Regions from separate parts of the Homo sapiens genome. Here region 2 is linked to region 1. A link is a loop called in an ENCODE intact Hi-C map of the cell type or tissue named here. Cell type or tissue: heart right ventricle. All regions are shown on one strand.

Region 1 (4,000 bases):
AGGACACTGTGTGTGCCCCTGCTGCTCATTCAGGGGAAGCTGAGTCTCCAAGAGGGGAGCACTCACACAGCAACCCTCCGGCCCCTCATGGCTGCCCCTCAGAGCTTCTACCCAGCTTCCCCACACCTCCCTGGGCCTTCCCTTCTCCGCTCAGGGCTCCACAAAGTTCTGAACCAGCCTGAGCCACATGTGTTTTGGTTCATTTGTTTTTGAAAAACAAAAGACAACGGTTAATTAAATCACCACCCACCCAGTCACCTCATCAAGTAACTCTGGCCTCATCTTTCATTCTTCCTTTCCCATTGAGGCACCAAGTCCTGACAACTCTAAACTATTACCTCATCTCCACACCCACTACCGCTGTCTACCCTGGGCCTCCTTGAGGCCTGGCCCCTTCCACGGCAATAGGCTGGGCCTCCTGGCTGGGCCCTCTGCCTCTTGTTTCCCGCCCCTTTGCCCCCAGAGTGCCTCCACTAGAGTCATCTTTCTAAATAATGCTGACTGTATCCTTCCCCTGCTTAAATGCATCACCAGCTCCCACTTTTCTGTAGCCAGAATTCTTAGACTATCACCCAAGGCTCTCCCAGGCCAGCCCCAGCCCACCCCTCCTGCCTCCTGCTGCTTCCCATTCACTCCCTCTACTCCACCCATGACTGGCATCTCCCCAAACACGATGTGCCAGGTTAATCCCACTGTCTTTGTGTTGCTTCTTCTGCCTGGTGTGCCTTTCCCCTGCCTCTGCCTGTCAAAATTCTATTCATCCTTTGAGGCCCAACTGGCATGTCATCCCCTCTGTGAGGCCTGCGTGCACCTGTGTGGAGGCACGAGTCGTGCCCTGGCTTGTGCGTGTGTCTATTTTCCCCTCTGTGATAGTGACTTGCTCCATTTTTTGCCCTTTCGTCATACCTGGTACAGTGTCCAGCACAGAGCACAAACCCAACATGAGCTGAATAGAACAGGAGTCTGGATATAGATGCATAGAATTGCATGTTGAAATGACCTTAAAAGTCTCCCAGGCCTCCCTCCTGCAGCTGACTCTTGAAGACCCATAAACCTTCTTCCACATTGGCCAATCAGCACCCTCCAAGCACCTCCAGGGGAAGAGAACTCAAAGCTGTGCTGGCCGTTAGTCAAGTATCTGGTATTGCTCTGGCTTCTGGGTTCCTACAACTTCCACTCACTGGTCTTGTCTTTACTCACTGGGGCCATGGAGAATCGGTCCAGCCTGTCTTCCCCATGACAATCCTTCCAGTATCTGAACACAGCTCTCTGGTGTCTCTGAGCTTTCTCATATCCAAGCTAAGCCTCCTGAGCTGCTTCAACCATTCCTCAAGGACATGATTTAGTGTCCCTCTTGGTCACCCTTCTCTGAACATGTCTCAGATTGTCACTGTCCCTCTTAAGAACTGGAGTTCTGAATAGGTAAAGGGACATCAGTTGTGGTCTGAGTTGCACCGAATACACCGAATACAGGGCTGGACTCTCTCAGATTTTGGATATCCCAAATCTGTCATCTAGGCCTGGAAATTGCCAGGTTGTGGGATCTCCAAACTCCAATTCCTTGGAAACTCAGGCAAAGGTCTCTTTTGACTGCATGGCACCCCAGATCATCCAGCACCTTCAGCCCATGGTGGATCCTACTGTGCCACCTCCTCAAGGAGGAGCAAGGAAATTGGGCATGGCGTATGTTAGTATTGGGAAATGGGATTCTCCAGAGCCGATAGATCAGCTTCGGGATAAATTTATTCTCAGGTAAGTCTGAATGTGACAGTTCCAGCTGGGGAAGCAGCCCAGATGCCACAAAAAGTGATGCCTCAATGCAACTATCAGGAGATCCCAGATCTACCGCAGAGTCAACGTGTGGCCTTGGAAAAACCTCCTCACCAGCTTCCTTCCTGCTGAAATAAGGGGATATCTGGGGTCCCTGCCAGCCCAAATCAGACCTTCATGTGAGTTTTGTGGAACGGAAATCCCTGCCTTCACTCTGTGATTCTCAGAGCATTGGCGCTCTCAAGGTCTCCTTTTCCCATGCCCATCAGCTTCCCTAGGTTCTCAACAAGCCCCACACACTGCCCCCAGCCTGCCCCAGCTCCCTGGCTAGGACTGAGAAGCCTCCAGTTTGGCATTCCTGCACAGATTCCCACACCCTCCCCCCACCCAGCCTCAACCTCCCTGTACCAGTGGCAGGGAGCTAGAGAAGCCGTGAGTCAGGCTGTCAGAACTGGCCCTGCCAGTTCCACCTTCTGTCTAACCACAGTGTCAGCAAAAGGCGAGTCGAGATTTGGCTAGAAAACTCTGCTGCCACCATTCTCCAGGTGGGCAAGGCAGACAGAACTTCCCTGCATAAACTGAGCCCAAGCACTGGATTCGTAGAAGTCCTTTCCAACTTCCCTCAGCTGGGGAGGACACCTTTTACAATGACCATCAGGCCCATGGGAACTGGTAGGAACTTCCCCCTGCTGGCAGGAACTTCAACTACAGGACTAGATTGGCAGATTTGAGAGAACAAATAGCATTTGAGACTCAAAATAAAAGTCAAGCCATCCAGTATACAGGAGAAATCAAGGTTGGTAAGAACAGCCTCCCCATAGACCCTGGTGAGTTGACGATGCCTGTACCAGCCCTGCCCCCCCCAGAAAGGATTTGGAAGAGAAGCCCCAGCAGATCCTCTCCAACACCACAAGACTCAGCTTCTCACTTAGAAAATGAGCTCAAGGGGTCCTGCAGCATCCAAAGAGCCTTGCATAAAATCTTAGTAGTTGCTATGTGTCTCTGTGTGTGTGTGTCTGTGTGTGTGTGTGTGTCTGTGTGTGTGTGTGTGTGTGTGTGTGTCTGTGTGTGTGTGTGTGTGTGTGTGTGTGTGTGTTAGGGAATTAGATTAGCATTTCCCAAAATGAGTTCCAGAGGATGTTCACAATGCTAAGTGACAAAGGAGGTCTAAGTTTTGGAAACTCTGGGCTAAATGAGTGAATCAGTTTTTTTTACTCGTGATTCTCAGCAGTTTTAACGTGCTCATGTGTATCACAGCAGAGAAAGAAAGAGAAAAAGACAAAGGTGGCATGAAGCCCCTCCCAACTTACTTCAGTGCAGAAAACTTTAACAGAACTCCAATTTCAGAGAGCCAGTTTGGGCAGCCACACTGAGATTGTTTAAGCTTACTTCCAAAGGGAAATTCTGGAATCCCAGACAAAGGCTCTCCTGGAACAAGTCAAATGGCAAAGCAGATGGGCATGGACTGGGAGAGTGTGTCCGCAGACCAAGTGCAACTGATGAGCCCTGCAGGGGGAATTCCAGCATGCTCAGCCTCGAAATCTGGACAGGCTGGTGGACAGGCTGCCATGAAAGTAGGAGTCAAGATATAAGACAGGAGCAGGGCTCGCTGCATTCTTTGAAATGCTCTCTCCTGTCTCCCTCCTGTCACCATCTGAGACAGGCTCCCAGAATCTCTGTCTTTTCAAGGAATGAAGGACCTTTGGGACTGCAGGGTGACCTAGTTCAATACTTCTCAAACTGGAATGTGCACATGGATCCCTGGGGATCTTATTAAAATGCAAATTCTGAGATTCTGCATTTCTACAAGATCCCAGGTGGTACCATTGATGCCGGTCTGCGGGCCACACTTTGAGCAGCAAGGTCCTGGCCAATCCAGGAAGACTTCCTGGAAGGGCAGACTTATAAAAGAAGGGCAACTTGGAGGGAAAAAACACATGGAAGCAGAGCTGAGGCTGCAGAATAATGTGGAAATGGGGAGAGAGTGTGGAAGTGAGGATTGTTTAGAGAGATAGGGAGAACAAGGAGGCCAGGGTAGTCTGGGGGCACGGATTTTACAGTTAGGAATGGGGTGGGAGACACAGACGGGGGGCTGGGAGGTGGATGCTGGGAGGTGGGCAGGGCTCTCTCTGGTCCACACCGGCAGGGCGACAATAATTCAGGTGCAGGGCTCCCAAACCACACCCAGGGGGAGCTCTAATCCCTCAAGAGAGCGATGAAGACTTGGGGC
Region 2 (4,000 bases), 140 kb after region 1:
GCGGGGCGCGGAGCTGTTGGCAGCTAAGTGGTTGAGGTTGAGCGGCCGGGTGGAGGCCGGCACCTACTAGGAGGCTGGGCTGGTCCGCAGGTTCTCAAGCCCGGCTGAGCCCGGGCAAGCGTCAGAGAATCACCAGAGCAGCTTGTCGAATACAGATTCCCAGGCCCCACCCAGGCCAACCGAATCAGAATCTCTAGGGGTGGGGCTGGGAATCCATTTTTAAAGGCTTCCCCAATGATTCTCAGAATAAAGGTTGGGCTTGGAGGCGGGGCCGGGGCTGGGCGTGGCACGGAGGCGAGGCGCGGGGAGGGCCGGACCTTCCAGTTGTTAATCCCTGTGTTCCTCACTCCGCCACACTCACCTCCACTGATCTAAGTCGGGGGATCGTTCCTCGCTGGGTGCCCCCCTCACTTGATCTTAGCCAAAAGGTCGAGAAGCGATTGGGAGCCCCTCTCGAATAATTTCTGTGGCCCTTGATTCAGGGATCACTCCCACACTTAATAGCAGCTCTAACGCCCCCCAACCCCCGCTACCCAAGATCTCTATCCTCACCCTCCAGTCGGCCTCGTGGTCTTCCTGTCCCTCCCCAGCCTCTCAGGTGACCCGGACAATTTGCTAAGGCTCTTGGAGAAGGGCAGCCCGAGGAGGCTGGGCCTGCCGCCCATCGGGAGCGGCAGCTATTTTCCATCACATCCTAAAAAGCCCAGGGCTCTACCGCTCCTGCAGCTGGGCATAGCTCCCACCAAACACATTCTCCCGAGGTCGCCCTGGACGCCTTGCTCGGAGATGACAGAAACGAGAAAAGAAATACCTAAGTGGACATAAAGACCTAGCTCACCCTGGCCGGGTGCGGTGGCTCATGCCTGTAATCCCAGCACTTTGGGAGGCCGAGGTGGGCAGATCACCTGAGGTCGGGAGTTCTAGGCCAACTAGCTTGACCAACATGGAGAAACCCCGTCTCTACCAAAAAAATACAAAAATTAGCCGGGCGGGGTGGCTTATGCCTGTAATCCCAGCCACTCAGAGGCTGAGCCAGGAGAATCGCTTGAACCCGGGAGGCGGAGGTTGCGTTGAGCCGAGATCGCACCATTGCACTCCAGCGTGGGCAACAAGAGGAAAACTCTGTCTCAAAAAAAAGAGTCCTTGCTCACTCTTTGGTGAGGGTTTGGTATTCCACAGGGCCCCGAAGCGCGACAGCCCTCCAAGGAGAAGTGAGCGTCGGGGATTAGACGCGTGCGCTGTCTTGCGCAGGAGCTGAGTCCTCAGGGTCCACAGAGAGAGGAGGAGGGCGTGGGGTGCGCGGAAACGCAGCGCCTGCCTTTTGCCCTGACCCCACAGCACCACCTGGTGTCTCCCGGGACGGCGCAAGCGCCGCGCTTGCAGATGCTGGGCCCCCTCCCCGTCAGCCGACCCTCCTTCCCCAAGTGCCTCCCCTGCCTGGTGTTCCTCCTTCCTTGATGCGCCCCTCTGGCTGGCCCTTCACCGTCCAGTGAGTGCTTCCTGGCCTGGCCGCAGCTGGCTTACAGCCTACTGCCTTTACCCAGGTCTTATTCCCAGGAGGTGCGTCAGGGCCCCTTGCCCACCGTGGGGCTGCACTGAAAAACAGTGGCCCGGGAGCAAGACAGCTAGTGGTGCAAGGCACAGGACGGTCGCCGACAGGCCCTCCCGATCAGCCAGCAGAGGGCAGCCTCTCTCCAGCTTTGGGCCCCAAAGGCTCCCATCCGGGCCACTCCTGTAGGCCCCTCCCAGACAGAAGGGTCCACCTGGGTGTGTGGAACCAGCCGTCCTCCTGGCTGCGGAAACTTGTCCGGAGCACCTTTCGTGGGCCACCCCCTGTGCTGGAGCCAGAGGGGTTACCAAGATGGAGCCCTTGACCCCGATTGCAGAACTCCCAGCCAGAGCCCACCCTGGGCTGGCATTCCCTGAACTCCTCCAGCTCTTCTCCCGGTCATCTTGTACTTTTCTATTGCTCTGCACCATTGATGGGTGTTATGCATGCATAGGTGCCTTTCTCAGAGTCCAGGAGGGGCCTCTGTCAAGGCCACTGTTGGAGCTGGTCATCTGGGAAATAGGTACACGAGGCCTTGTTGTTATTAAAGCATCTGCTTTTGTTTTGAAAACTTAGTGTGGGCACATTTTCGAGAAGGGCTGAAGCAAAGCAGCACAGCCCCAACGCATCAGGCAGGTATGCCTAAGATGAAGGATGCCGCAACCCCTCACATGAACCTATTTCCAAAAAAAAATGTGGCCTTCCACGGACTTGCTGTGGGGGCCCTAACAGCACAGCAGGCTGAGCCAGGCCCCTCCACCACACCCCTCCTAGGTAGAAGTGAGCTTTCTAGATTTGACGTGAAAGTTCCTCTGGTTGAGTTTCCCTCTTAGGCTGGGGCTTTCCGAGCTGGGAGAAGTTCTGAGCACAGTTTTGGGGCCTAGCTGAGCCCCTCCAAGTCCAAAGTCCATGCAATTCCCAGGCCCAGATTTGGGGGTGGAGACCAGACAGGACAAGCCAGTGGTGTTTGGCTGGTCGGGTCACTTCAGACAGTGTGGTTCAGTTGGCATTGATACTGAGAAGTAATTGGTCCTTAGAAAAAGCAGGAACGAATCCACTTTGATTCATTTCCACCAGGCTGCCTGCTTTTTTTTTGAGACAGAGTTTCACATTTGTTGCCTAGGCTGGAGTACAATGGTGTGATCTCAGCTCACTGCAACCTCTGCCTCCCGGGTTCAAGCGATTCTCCTGCCTCAGCCTCCCAAGTAGCTGGGATTACAGGCACCCACCACCATGCCTGGCTCATTTTTTGTATTTTTAGTTGAGTCAGAATTTCACCATGTTAGCCAGGCTGGTCTCAAACTCCTGACCTCAGGTGATCCGCCTGCCTCGGCCTCCCAAAGCCCCTGCTAATTTGATTGCTCCCATTGAGTTCCCTCCCAGCTCCACAGACACAGGATTGGACACCAGAGTTCTGGTCTAAACAGCTTTATTGACCAGATGAGAAATCAGCTTGGGTACAGCCCATGCCTGCAGCCCTTTCAGTGGGTGGCTCCAGATAGTGTTGTCCTTTCAGTTGCTGGGAGCGGTGAGGCCCAGCCCTTTCCCCTTCCTCCCACCACTATTCCTAACCTGGGGCCTGGCAGGGGTGGAGTGATGTGATCTAAGGGTCCCTGGAGAAGGGTGGAGTGGAAGAGGCAGGGTCTTGGGTTAAAGGGAAGATTCTGAGGTCTCAGGGCAAAGGGAAAGGTGTTTGGATGAAGACTGAGGCAGTGCCTACCTCCCTCCACATCTGAGGATCAAGCAGGTGTGGCAAGAACAGAGCCCTGGCCTGGGCTCTGCTGGCCGCAGCCTCAGGAGCCAGGGTTAAGGCCAGAGATAAATGAAGATTTGAGCCATTGATAAATGCCAATATATGTTTCAGGTATTTCATTAGGATCCTCCCATCAAGCAGGGAACTAGATGTTTGAGAAGATCAAACAACATCCTGACTTTGGGGTCCTTAAGACCTGGGTTATTCTCCTCCCAGTCCTAGTGGGAGGCTATCCATTCCACAAAGACTCAAAGGCAAGAGGCCTGGAGAAGCAGGGGCTCCTAGGACCCTGCCTGCATGCCTCTCTGCCTCCAATAGTGACTCCCTAAGCTGGGACTCCTCAGGCTTACTCTGAGGGACACCAGGAAGCTCAACCTCTTTCCCACAGAGGAGAATCTCTGAGATCCAAAAAACCCAGCCTTCCCCCCTCCTCATCTTGGTCTTGCTTCCCTCTCCCTCCAGCCTGTTGCTGCTGCTCCTCTGGGTGCCAAGATGTGTCCTCAGGTGTCTTGGTCAGCTGATGATGGACACGCAGCACAGGAGGCTAAGAACAGAGCTCTGTGGGGCGAGGTGTGGGGAGAGGGGCCTGCTCTCACCTAGACCCAAAACACTGAGGTCTCCTACTGGTGATGGTGTCAGATCCCAGGCCTGGGGAGCCCTTTAGTGGGGTGGGACCTCAGGCAGACCCCCAAACCAAA

The links. A loop is a pair of places that touch in the nucleus more often than their neighbours do. Peaks named below come from ENCODE experiments on the same cell type or tissue, not always from the same donor. Only the 100,000 strongest peaks of a DNase experiment are listed, where the experiment ranks them.
Region 2: it touches region 1 in a loop (5-fold over the local background); 2 of 110 quality-filtered maps call a loop at or near these places.

What each region holds. Positions count from the first base shown.
Region 1 is chr1:201,344,330-201,348,329 of GRCh38, forward strand. No RefSeq gene overlaps it. Among named protein-coding and RNA genes, the nearest start is that of TNNT2, 31 kb to the right of the region's middle. RefSeq lists enhancers at 2,166-2,666, 2,777-3,761. In heart right ventricle, CTCF peaks have their summits at 2,466 (motif pointing left) and 3,958; no DNase peak of the experiment used is centred here.
Region 2 is chr1:201,480,569-201,484,568 of GRCh38, forward strand. CSRP1 (cysteine and glycine rich protein 1) reads right to left here. Exons shown (of 6, transcript NM_004078.3): 6 at 2,962-4,000. Among named protein-coding and RNA genes, the nearest start is that of PHLDA3, 13 kb to the left of the region's middle. RefSeq lists a silencer at 1-39 and an enhancer at 2,420-2,749. In heart right ventricle, a CTCF peak has its summit at 1,666 (motif pointing right); DNase peaks (open chromatin) are centred at 173 and 1,663; H3K4me3 peaks cover 1,868 bases; H3K27ac peaks cover 2,111 bases.